Regions from separate parts of the Mus musculus genome. Here region 1 is linked to region 2. The links are chromatin contacts, found by POLR2A ChIA-PET in ENCODE. All regions are on one chromosome and are shown on one strand. The core of a region is the stretch at or near the end of the contact, and the rest is flanking DNA. Distances in the headings are between cores, read along the strand shown. Region 1 holds the start of Slain2 (SLAIN motif family, member 2). Region 2 holds the start of Tec (tec protein tyrosine kinase).

Evidence for each region. ChIA-PET counts read pairs that join two places held with the same protein, here RNA polymerase II (POLR2A).
Region 1: POLR2A ChIA-PET joins it to region 2 with 32 read pairs in Patski. The contact joins the promoter of Slain2 here to the promoter of Tec in region 2. POLR2A ChIA-PET finds 5 or more read pairs at or near these places in 4 of 5 experiments (Patski and embryonic stem cell).

What each region holds. Positions count from the first base shown.
Region 1 is chr5:72,911,352-72,917,254 of GRCm38, reverse strand. It overlaps Slain2 (SLAIN motif family, member 2), which reads right to left and starts at 2,893. Exons shown (of 8, transcript NM_001113423.2): 1 at 2,242-2,893. The coding sequence starts at 2,630.
Region 2 is chr5:72,866,943-72,873,018 of GRCm38, reverse strand. It overlaps Tec (tec protein tyrosine kinase), which reads left to right and starts at 4,571. Exons shown (of 19, transcript NM_001113460.2): 1 at 4,571-4,625.

The DNA.
Region 1 (5,903 bases), core at 1,644-4,143, 46 kb before region 2:
TTAGCACCTTCTACATTTTGTGGCATAGACTAGGGGCAACAATTTCTCTAGATGAAAATGATATGCAACAGAAACCAGCTATGGAAGGTAGGTTTCTGGCTTGCTGAGAAAGCAAACTTTACTATGAACTCTCCCAGCCACTGACAGCCACACCCTCCTACTACTCAGACACACCCAAGGCACTTTAACTCTGATTACTTTAACTCTCCCCTGACCTATCACAGTTAAAATCCAACTCAGGCCCAGATTTTAATACCCATAAGCCTTTACAGGAAAAAGCATAAGATAACTATAGCACCAAGACAGGAAACCGGGTGAAATAGTAAGCAGGAACCCTGTGGTCAAAACAAACTCCTGGCATGCTTACCTAAGGGACTTGCTTTACCTTGACAAAGCCATGCTCAGAAACCAAAGCAGCTAAAGACTTGCTTGGTGCCTGGGGGAGTCAATGTGCTCCACCAGTCCATCTAAAATGGGCTGATGAGTGCAGCCAATCCTCATTACCATGAGCATTCATCTCCTCGTCACTTGGAAGGGCTCTGATGATACTTGGATGACTCTGGATGCTTTCAAAGTGCATACCTGCACAGGATCCCTTCAGAGGACAGGGTGGCTGACATGAACCGTCTAACTACTCAGTTCTACTAATGCCTGGTATCTCTTGGCAATGACATAAGAAGCAATGCCTGTCATTCATATGGTCCTACACACAAGTTACCAGTACTTCTTGTAGTTTTTAACGTAAAATGCTGGACTGTTCCTAGATGCCACTCTCCGACTTCTACCTTCTCCTGAGTTTGCCCCAGGATCTGGACCAAGGCGCTAGCGTCTGCACAATCAGCATTCCTGTTCTGTAGCTCTCCTCTCACCTCACGGTGTATACATTCTATCTTGTTTAACTGCCCAAGACTTAGCTCTCACTAGGACTGCCAGGGCCTCACACACAGGCATCAGCACTTAAGAATCTTTAGACTCTCCCACAGCAGGGATCACATGTGAACTCACAAAATAGTGTTGATTTAAATAGCCAGGCTTAAGGCTACCAGTGCCCAGTCCTGGAGAATTTATTGTATGCCAAGCCACCCACTGCTAAAAGTACATGTGGATTATCTGACTTAACCTTCAGAACTCTACACAAGAATGATAATTTTCCTCTGAGGAAAAAAGTGACGCTCAAAGTAACTTCTCCAAGGTCAGAAACCTTTAAAGTGGCAAATCTAGGGCCTGCATCCAGGCAGTGCTTAGAATTCTTCAAAGTTAGAGGCCTGGATACCAGTCCACGAGAGGTTTCGACTTCAGAGAAGTTTTAATGTCAACAGCATAAACGTTCTAGCTAAAAGTTAGGACTTCAAGAACGGATGAATTATGAGGATATTTCCAGCAGGTGTTTTTTTAATCAAAAATAAAACTCGAGGGAAAGCTTCTCATGGCCTACCGAAAAGTGTGACTTTAAGGTGTGGGGTCACCTCAGCTCGTCAAGAGGTGCCTCGTGATAACTCCGGCTTTGGTCTAGATTTTTAACTAGGACCCTTTCTCTGCCTCCAGGATGGCAGGCACGGAAATGATAGTCAGCTTGGATAACTAACTATTGCTTCACGGCTCCGAAATTATGTCGTATGCAATTCTTGTTTTCCAATATAAAATTCAGGGTTCCCCGATCCACCACCGACTTCACACAAAGCAGCCCCATCCCTCTCCACTGCCCTCCTCACACAAAGCAAAGCTTTACTCCCCCCACTACCCAAAGGGGAGTGACGTCCACCCGGCCTCCCCACAAACATCCCCATCTCACTCCGGTCCAAAGCACTGCCTGCTAGTAGCTACTCTCTATGTCCCCGCACCTGGTTGTTACCTCTTGAAGCAGACCCCTCCCTACAATCCAAACCGCTCAGACCACCATCCGAAAGCCCGTCTTTCACACAAAGCAGGATCCCTTCCTACGAAGCAGCTTGGTACCCTCTGAGTGCTCTGAGCGTGCGGGCCCACGGGGGACTGTGCCAAGCCACAGATCCCATCTGGGTCCAGTTGGGTCCTGCACCCAGAGGTTCCACGACCCAGAGAACTAGCTACAAACCCGTTTCCAAGGCACGCCTCGAAACCCCCCAACTCCAGCGGACCTGCCCGCCCGCAGCAGAAACAGGCAAAAGCCAGCGTCCCCACCACAAGCCGAGCCCACCCTGCTTTCCCCCAGGGACACCCCTCCGCCCCGCAGGCCCACCGGGCCCAGCGCCCCGCGCTCACCAGCTCTCCTCTTCCTCCTCCCAGCCTGACAAGCGCTCCAGCTCGTCGGGCCGCAGCGGCTCTACCTCGTCCAGCAAGCCTCCCTCGCCGGCCGCCAGCAAGGAGGTGGCGTCCCGCAGGTCCTCGCTGCTGGTCCGTCGCGGGCCGGAGCCCGCCCCGCCGCTGGCCTTGGCGCCCAGGCCCAGCGGGAAGCCCCGAGGGGACGCCGCGCCCGACGAAGGGGTGGACACGCCGACCCGAGCTGGGCTGCCGGGCCCGAGGAGGCCTGCACCCTGCACGGCTCCCGAGCGGCTCCTCAGCTGCTCGTTCTGCTTCTCCAGCTTCTTCACCAGCTCCTGCAGCTTCCGCACCTCCTGGTCCGCGTTCACATTGGAGTTAACGTCCTCCATGCCGGCCGCGCCGCCCGCTCCGACTCCCCAAGCCGCAGGGGAAGCGCGGGGTCGGGGGGAAAGAGAGGCGTTACCGCCACCGCTCACGCTAGCCGAGGCGCCGGCATAGAGCAGGGCCAGGCCCCACCGCCAGGGTCTCCCCGGCTCGGGTTGCGAAGCGCCGCTGGCCCCAGCCGAACCGCCTCATCTGCGCCGGCTCCGCGACTGGGGGAGGCGGCGCCAATATCCGGCCTCGGCAGCCATCTTCCCTCCGTCCCTCCGCCCCCTGCCGGCCAGCCCGGTCGGTGACCTCAGAGCGTCGGGGGAGGACGTGGCCGCCCGCGGGCTGAAAGAACTAAGCGCCCGGCTCGCGGTGGGGCGGGGCTGGAGGCGGGGCCTGAAACGGGACAGGGCCCGGAGGGGCGTGGTCATTGTTTGGGGCGGGGCCCCGGCCGGAAGGGGTGTGGTGGGCGCCGGCAAAGGTGGGCAGGGCCCGGCCGGGCTGGGCTAAGCTATCGCTGGAGTTTTGCCCTGGCCGCCTACCCTCCCCAAAGCTCATCGCGGGCGGGTGTGAGACCCAGAACCGGACTCTGGCTCCGGCTCCGACTCGGGCTCGGGCTCGGGTTCAGCCCCGCCCTAGGCGTCTGTGCGGAGACTCGCGGTCGGACGGCCCCGCCTGGTCGCATGGACCGTTCCCTTGGTTTGTTTGGCAATACTGAGTTGGTTCCTGCTTGAAACCGGAGACTGTCGGAGCTGGCAGCAGCCCCAGAGACCATCTGTGGCTCGTCCGTTCCATCCCCTGAAAATGAGAACCCGAATCCCGAATGGTTCAGAGCTCGGAAGTCAAAATGATAACCGTAATTTGTTGAGTGGTTCCTATAAGCCAGACACTGCGCTAAGCACTTTTAAAGGCATTATTTCATCCGTTTAAAACACGTGGGCAGGGGTTGTTTTGTTTCGTTGGCTTAAGGTTTACAGGTCCAGAGACAAGAGGATGATGGAAAACACTTCTGTACTAATCTTTCAACGGTAGTAATTAATGTGCATTGTATTCCTTGGGTTCTCCCTTCGCCCCCAAAAGACTTTTTAATAGTATGTCTTGACTTTTTGGGTTTTTTGAGGCAAGGTTTCTCTGTGTATTCCTGGCTGTCCTGAGACACGCTCTGTAGACCAGGCTGACCTCGAAAAACTCATCCTCTGCCTTTTTTTCAAAAGCTGGGATTAAAGGCATATGCTCCTTGAATTTTTTTTTTTAACTTGTACATGAAAAGTATTCAAGCAACCCGTTGACAGGCAATAGAGAATGTTGAGGGGTGGTAAATGTAAAATTCTGCCCTCGGTGGCATCTGTTTATAATGCGTACTGGTGGAAGCGACTGCAAACAAAACTTAAACGCTTTTTTTCTGTCATGTTGGCTCACTCTTCCACAGTTGTCAGTTGTGAGCTGCTTGGTTTACTTATACGGTAAGCAGCCAACCGTGCCTGGTCTCTCAAATTTTTGGCTGATGTTTGCAGTTGACTCCAATTGCCTCCTCCACCCTCGAACCAGTCTTATTACACCCGAACCAGTCTTATTACACCCGGGTGTGGACTCACATAAGACTTAACCCTCCTGCCTTTCCATGCTGTATTTTCCCTGCTTCGACTACCCTACCTACCATGTTTGATGCCTCTTTGGAAAAACCCCTGAAGGAGTTACTGTCTTTGTGCTGACATCACCTCAATAGTTGGCTACAGATATTTGTAATTTTTAATTACATTTTTTCCTAGCAAGTCTTTGGCTTGATCTGTACAGCTGATTAAAAGGAATCATTCCATTTTCCTTGCTTATGAGGCTGACAAAGTGCACAGTCAGTGCCTGTTGTGCTGAAATTAAACGGAAGATATGTTTTGATAGCCCAACCCCCAGACAGACACCAAAATTAAATTCTTTGAGGGTGCTACAGTTTGCTGTCAAGTATAACTATGTCCCTAGCTATACAGACCCATTAACAGGATGCCTTTGTAAAACAAAATGCATTATCTGTGTGATGCACATTAAATGTTATGACACTGCCTGACATATCTGATCTCATTGCTGAAGGAATCACCACCAAGATGAAATCACACATCGCAGTAATACATTTACATTATCAGCTTATGACATGGAGTCCAACTCCCATGTTCGCCACATTTCTAATGAATTCTTTAGACATACTCCTTGACAAAGTCAGTTACCATTATGAAGTTAGCATCAGCGGTCTTGAGAGAGCCAGAGGTCATGCAGATCGGTGATCAGAATCCGCTCCGCTGGCAAGGTCTCCTCTTCCCATGAACGTGGTCCTTGAACTTTTATTTCTCTCTCTTTAATCTGGGCCTTGCCTTTTGTCCGAATGTGTAAATTAGGTGATCTCTAATAACAAATCTATTACCAAGAAGTGAAGGATTCTGGTGAGTCATGATTATAAAATAGAAGTATGAATATGCTCATACAGAGAAATCCATAGAAGACATTTTTTAACCCAGTTGCCTTACTACACATTGTTTTTAATTTAGTAAATATTAAGTGTGTAGTAGATGGTCTGTTCTGTGTGTGTAATAGATGGTCTGTTCTGAGCACCTGATGGTTTAATCATTTGTTAGCTTGTCTTGTAGTTCCAGTTAGCCTTGAACTTACTAGGAGTCTGGAATGCCCTTGAACTCCTGATCTTTCTGACTCTATCTATAATAAAGTTTGTATGCCAAGAACTGAAGTTGGCTGGTTGTGCTGGTACTTGCCTTAATACCAGCACTCAGGAGGCAGAGCCAGAGGAACTCTGTGAGTTTGAGGCCACCCAGGTCTATATAGCAAGTTCCAAGACAGCCAAGATTACATACAGAGAACCTGTCTCAAAACAAAACTAAAGTTATAATTTATACAGACAGATATATATATATCACAGATACCTGAGCACAAAGTCAAATCTGCTCTATACTACACTGTAATAGTAAAAGCTCTTTTTTTTATGTTAAGGATAAAAACTGTGATAATCCTTATTGATCTTGTTCTTTCACCCACCAAATCCACTTCTTAAGTAGGTCATGCCGCCTTGCATTCAGAATAGGTTTAAATACCTCCCAACTGGGGGACCCTTAGGACTCTGGTTCAAATTGCCCTTGTTCTCCCCTGTGGTTTCCTCCCCTCTCTTTTAATGGACACATCCCCTTTGCTACAGATAGCCTGATGGATACACAGTAGCCAGAAGATCCTTCCTGCAAGTCATGTTGCTATCAGAAGCCTCCCAGAAGTCGCTTTCCAATATCTTCAACTCCAAA
Region 2 (6,076 bases), core at 3,322-5,821:
TCCTCCTCTGAGATTCTGATGTTGCAAATGGTAAACTGTTTGTTGTAGCTTGGGAGAACTATTAATGACTTTCCCTTCCTTCCTTCCTTCCTTCCTTCCTTCCTTCCTTCCTTCCTTCCTTCCTTCCTCCCTCCCTCCCTCCCTCCCTCCCTCCCTCCCTCCCACTCCCTTCCTTCCTCCTTCCATCATTCCTTCTGTCCACCCACAGCCATCACTGCAGTTCAGATTAGATTATTACTAGAATAAGCAGTTCATTGATTCTTCATTCTATCCTGTCCACCACTGTAGTGCATTCCTGGAGTTTCGGTTTGTGCTCCTGTATTATTAGTGCCAACATTTTCACTTACGGCCTTCCCCTTCCTCTTCTGCATCTTCTACTGCTTTACCTGGACACCCACTTTCTCTTCTTCCTCTTTCCTACTTTCCTCCATGCCTCCTTCACTTCCTGTCTTTCTTAGGCTATTTGCCCCAAGCATGTGTGTAATTGTACTTTGAAACAGTTTTGTGGTGGCTGATTTAAAGTCCTTGCCAGACAGTCCTAACACGATTGCATCTGAGTGTTGTGGTCTATAGATGGTCTTTTCATTTAGTTCAAGTTTTCCCTGTTTTTTTTTTTTTTTCTTTTTTGTAAATACAGTGAGCTAGTTACTTTCACACAAGCTTTTGGGTTTTATACCTGGATTCTGCTTTGATATAGACTTTTTGTTTGAGCCCTTCACTGAGACTGCCTTGTCACAGAGAGGTACACAGCTCATCTTTACTGTCTATGACAGGTGCTATTACGAGCCCAGGTTTCCCACTCTGCCTTCATGTAAAGGGGATTGAGGCACGTAAGAGGCTGAGGCTGGAGGATTAAAATTCATAGCTAGCCTTCCCAAAATGAAAATAAATAAAGATGACAAGTCTTGAGGAACACTGGTATGTATGGATGATTACCTGGCTTAATGACTTCATCATGAGTCCAAGAACGTTCACACTCCCTGTAGGCTCTGTAGCCTACATGGAAAGATAGAAGGAGCAGGGATCCTGACCCTACAGTGAATATACAGCCCAGCAGCCTAATAGTGTCTCCCCCTTTTTTAAATTAAAGATTTATTTTGTTACTATTATTATTATTATTATTATTATTATTATTTTGTGTGTGTGTGTGTACAAAGATGAAAATAAAGGCTGGGGGACTTTCAGGATAGCATTTAAAATGTGCATATGTGCGGATACACATGTGCCATGGTGTGTGTGGAGCTCAGAGGACAATTTGTCGTAGTCAGTTCCCTTCTACCTAGGGACCCTAGGTATGGAACTCAGGTTATCTGTGACCCTTGGAAGCAAGTACCTTTATTTGGTGAGCCAGCTCACCAGTCCCTCCAGTCCTTGTTTCCTGAGACACAGCTCACTGGGTAGCCCAGGCTGGCCTGAAACTCCTCATTCTCTTTATTCTGCTTCCCAAGTGCTGGGGTTATAGGATGTACTACCACACTCAGTTATGTGATGTACAACATAGATTGTATATGGAACTTCTTTTTTATTTCTTTTGAATTATTTATTTAGCAGTTATTATATTTTAAAATTATTTTTTTAAGATGTGTACCTTCACACCCAGCAAATTTTTATATTTGTTCGTATTGGTGTTTTGCCTGGATGGATGCCTGCTTGCCGCATGCATGTAGTACTTCCAGAGGCCAGGAGAGGGCGCCAGACCTTCTGGAACTAGAGTTAGGGTGGGTTGTAAGCCACCATAAGGGTGCTGAGAATCAAACCTGAGTCCTCTGGAAGAGCATCCAGTGCTCTTAACTGCTTAGCCGTTTCTCCAGCCTAGCAACTGTTCTTGGTAGCATAAGTAATAACTTTGTGTCTACCATTCAACAGTTTCCCTTCCTTCTATGTATTGAGTCCCAAAGAAGTAGCTACTTTTGATACACATTGGAAAGAAGCAGACATGTCATATAATTGCAATGAGGTACTCTTCACATAGGTGGAGATGCTCTGTACAAGACTAATACCATTGTTGTTGTTATTATTATTATTTATTATTATTGAGACCGGGTTTCTCTGTATAACCCTAGCTGTCCTTGAACTCACTCTGTAGACCATACTGTCCTTGTCTGTTATCATTATCATTTATTCATTCAATGAATACATGGTCAGGTGAGGGGCAGAGTCCTTGGATAGGTGAAAGGTCACAAAAGGGAGGCAGAGATGTCCAAATTAGGAGTGTCAGAAACTCCAAATACAAACACCACTTTATGTACAAACTTTTCAGACAGATTCTGTATGTTTCTTATGTGCCACGTGAAATTTACGTATGGGTTAAAAAGGGTTATCTAGCATTTAAATAAATACAATTTTATAGATGTTATGGCAATACCCAACAAGAAGAGAGACCATGGGCTCCAAGAAATGTATATAAATGCCCATTTTATATTCAACTTTATTAACATTAAGAAAGCATCATTCCATTTAGTTGAGAATATGAGGCACAAGGGTCACCCAGGGGTAGCAGACCATGTGACAGGAAAGTATCATAGTTCTTAAAAAGAAAAGAAAGAAAAGAAAAAAAAGGAAGTATCAGGTCCTTTAAAGTGGTATCAATATGATAAGCTTCCGAGTCTACACTCTACACACACACACACACACACACACACACACACACACACTCACTCACTGCAGTACTGGTAGCAGTAACTTGCTCTCTGCACGCACATGTGCCTCTACTCTTTTACATACAGTTTCACAGATTCAAGCCCCTGCTCCCCCAGGGACATCTCTCTGCATGGCAGGGAAATAAGCTCTTGAAGGGAATGAGAGGCAGGAGAGAAAAGGGAAGGTTCCTTCAGAGCTTGGCTCATTACACTGGAGGCCTTCCCGGGAGGAGAGGAACTGGAGTCAGGAATCATTGGTTCAGTTCTGCGTTCTCCTCCCATTCCCGGCCCCTTCCTAATTATATGACTTTAGGCAAGTCCTTTAAATTGCTCTTAGTTCTTTCCCTGTCAAATGGAATCTTGTCAGCTGACTTCTCGGGTCATTAAGATGATCACAGGAGAAATAGCACAGGGAGGCACTGCTTTTAAGTCCTGAGCCGTGTCGGGGAGGAGTCTTACTGCACACGTGACTGCACACGTGATCGCGAGCGTCGTCTTCAGGTTGGCTGCCTGATTCACTGTTCAACCTCAGCTCCACAGAGTCCTCCTTTGAGAAGTCCTCCTTCCTCATCAATCTCTCTTTCATTACCCCAGTTTATTTCAGCCAAGACATTTCTCACCTGTGAAATGGTTTCTTTGCTTACCGGTATATTGGTTTTCTCCCTATGTAAAGGCTCCACTGTGGAGGTCAGAGGCTAAGTGTCTTTCTCAATTGCTCTCTTCCATATTATTTGAGATAAAGTCTTTCATGGAACCCGGAGCTGGCCAGTTGGGCTAGATTGACTGGCCAAGCTATGCTTGGTTCTGCCTCCAGCTCTGGAGTACAGGTGAAAAACAGCTTCCTTCCTTCCTTTCTTTCTCTTCCCTTTTTCTTTCTTTCTTTCTTTCTTTCCTTTTTTTTTTTTTTTAAAAACATGGGCTCTACCTGATCAACCTTCGGCATAGCAAGCATTTTACAAATTAATTTCTCTCTCCATCCCAAAGGCGAACTCAGTCTTTTATTCCCATGGACTATTATGAACATTACAGTCCTATCCTGTGTCTCTCTCCTTCTGAGAGGTCCTCATATCCCTGCCCTGGCTGGCCTGGAAACCACTATGTTTACCAGACTGGCCTTAAATGCTTAGAAATGGGCTTGCCTTTGCCCTCTCAGCTGGAATAAAATATGTGGGCCACCATGCCTGTCTGACAGTACAGGATGGATGAGATCAGATAACAGTGGCTAAGACTCAAGACTACCATCAAAGACAACTTAGACTTGAAAGTAGGGAATCAAACCCAGGGCCTTGTGCATGTTAAGCAAACATTGTACCACTGATCTACAGCCCCAGCCTTTCCAGGACAGCTTCTCAGTTAGCTAGCTAGCTAGGTGACAAACGGCACGTTCTTTCCTGGAGTCTAAGAATTTTACAGTATTTAAAGTGAATAACTTGAAGGTTGTTTTCATTATTAGTGTATCAACAGTAATAATGTAAGTGGGTGACCCTATGCTAGGCTCTGATGCTTCAGGCTTGTCAGTCAAGCCACCCATTCTTCTATCACCCCAGAGCACAGCATCATCCGGTTTCGCCCGCGAGGGGCTAAGCGGAAGTGGAGGTCGGTTCTTAGCCACCCACAAGTGCTATTGCTACCGGCTCTCCGAGCCGGGGACGAAGGAGCATTTTTCTGGACGGTTCTCTTAGGATGGGAAGTCCGGACTTAGAGAGACCCCACGCCGCGTCTGTCTGGATAAGAGACGCTCCCTGGAACTTCGGCCGCAGGACCGCGAGCTCCGATTCTTCCCTTTGGCTTTGAAATCGCGGAAGGAAGGTGGGACACTGGCGCTGTGGGCAGCGGAGGGCAGAGGCGGCGCGGCGAGGGGGCGGGGCCAGGGAGGAGCCGGGCGGTGGGCGTGGCCGATGGGTTTGGTCAGCGCTTGCCGAGCTCCGGGCTCCGCAGTTTGGACGTCGCTCTGTCTTGGCTTGTCTCGGCACGCGCTCCGTCAAGGTAAGAACCAAGGGACTCTCGGCGCTCACGGAGTTGGCCTCCACCTGCGGGAGACTGACCTTAGTGGGATTAGGGAGGATTTTTCTACCCTTCTCACGGAGGTGAGAGCGGACTCTCTGCGTCAGGTCAGAGGCCCGTCCCCCTTGGGCCAGGAAGAAGGGACAGGTGCGCTCCCCTGATGGCCGCGCCTTCCCCGGTGGCTGCAGATCTGAGCCCTTTTGGACTTGGTATCTGAGCCGAGAGGACTCGCGATTGAGTTCCTTTCCCAGTTGAGCGGCAGGGGGCCTTTCTTCTTTCTGCTTGTCCCGCGGTAAAGTTCGAATCCAGGAAGACAGTCCACAGTTGCTTGTGCCCGAGCAGGTGCACGTACTTCTTTAGCTATTTTTCTCTTCTGGAAAGTGGTATCTGGATCTTGATAAACAGGGACTCGAAGAATCAAAGTGGGAAAAACTACGTGGACCTTGTCCCGAGACTGTGCAATTTCCCCTGGATCTGACATTTCTTAACTTTTTCCTGTCGTTGGCGAATATGTTTCTGTGTACCAGGTCCCATTCGGGCTTATCTTTGGAAAGTGGAATATTTGGTTAGAAGAGTTGATCGCAGTGTTAAATTGGGACAACTGGGTGGCTGGCTTGGTTAAGTGGGTTTGGAGCCTATCCAGACAGAATAGTTGCATGCTTTAAGCAGAGGTTTTACATTTTTCCAGTGAGTTCCCATTTTCCTCTAAGGAAACTCTGACAACCTATTCCCGTCTATATAATTCTTTTACAGAGCCGAGGCGCGGTAGGAGGAAGCATCGAGTCTCCTAAGTAAGATTTGGGATTTAATAGCTGAGTGATCGACACTGTAGCTCTGTGGTCTATAGACTCAAAATAAGGAAGAGCTTGATTTTTTTCCGCGAGGCGGGGGTTGGGGGGAGCTGTGGCTAAACTTACACATTAAGTATTTGAAAACATCCATGTCGTCCAGTTACATTTTCATTGTTTAAGACAGACCTATCTTTTCGCCATACACTTATGAATCCGATCACTATTCCTCTCCTTGCCAGCTCAGGGGTGCTTTCTGTAGGGTGCCTATGTAAATCACCCTCGTTCTTCCCACAAGGGTGTGTGCCTTCGGGTTTGTGGAATTGTGTGGGGACAGGTATTGTAAACACATGCAAATCAGTGAAGCGCTCTAGTAGGCGATACCTTTGCCCTACATGGATCTTTGGCCTAGAGTTTCCCTCTCTTTCTAGATTGGAAAGAATCTAGGGTGGGAATGCAAGGTTTAGCATTGCCACACTGTTTTCTTGATTCCCTTACAACAAGGTGGTCTTGTTTACAGACAGGGCTGGGGCTATGTGTAACCTCTCTCCCTACAGCTGATCCTTAAAGGAGGATGGAGATACTGTGGACAATTACTGGCACATTTGTGTTCTTGAAGAATGCCTGGCCTCCCCCTATCCCCCC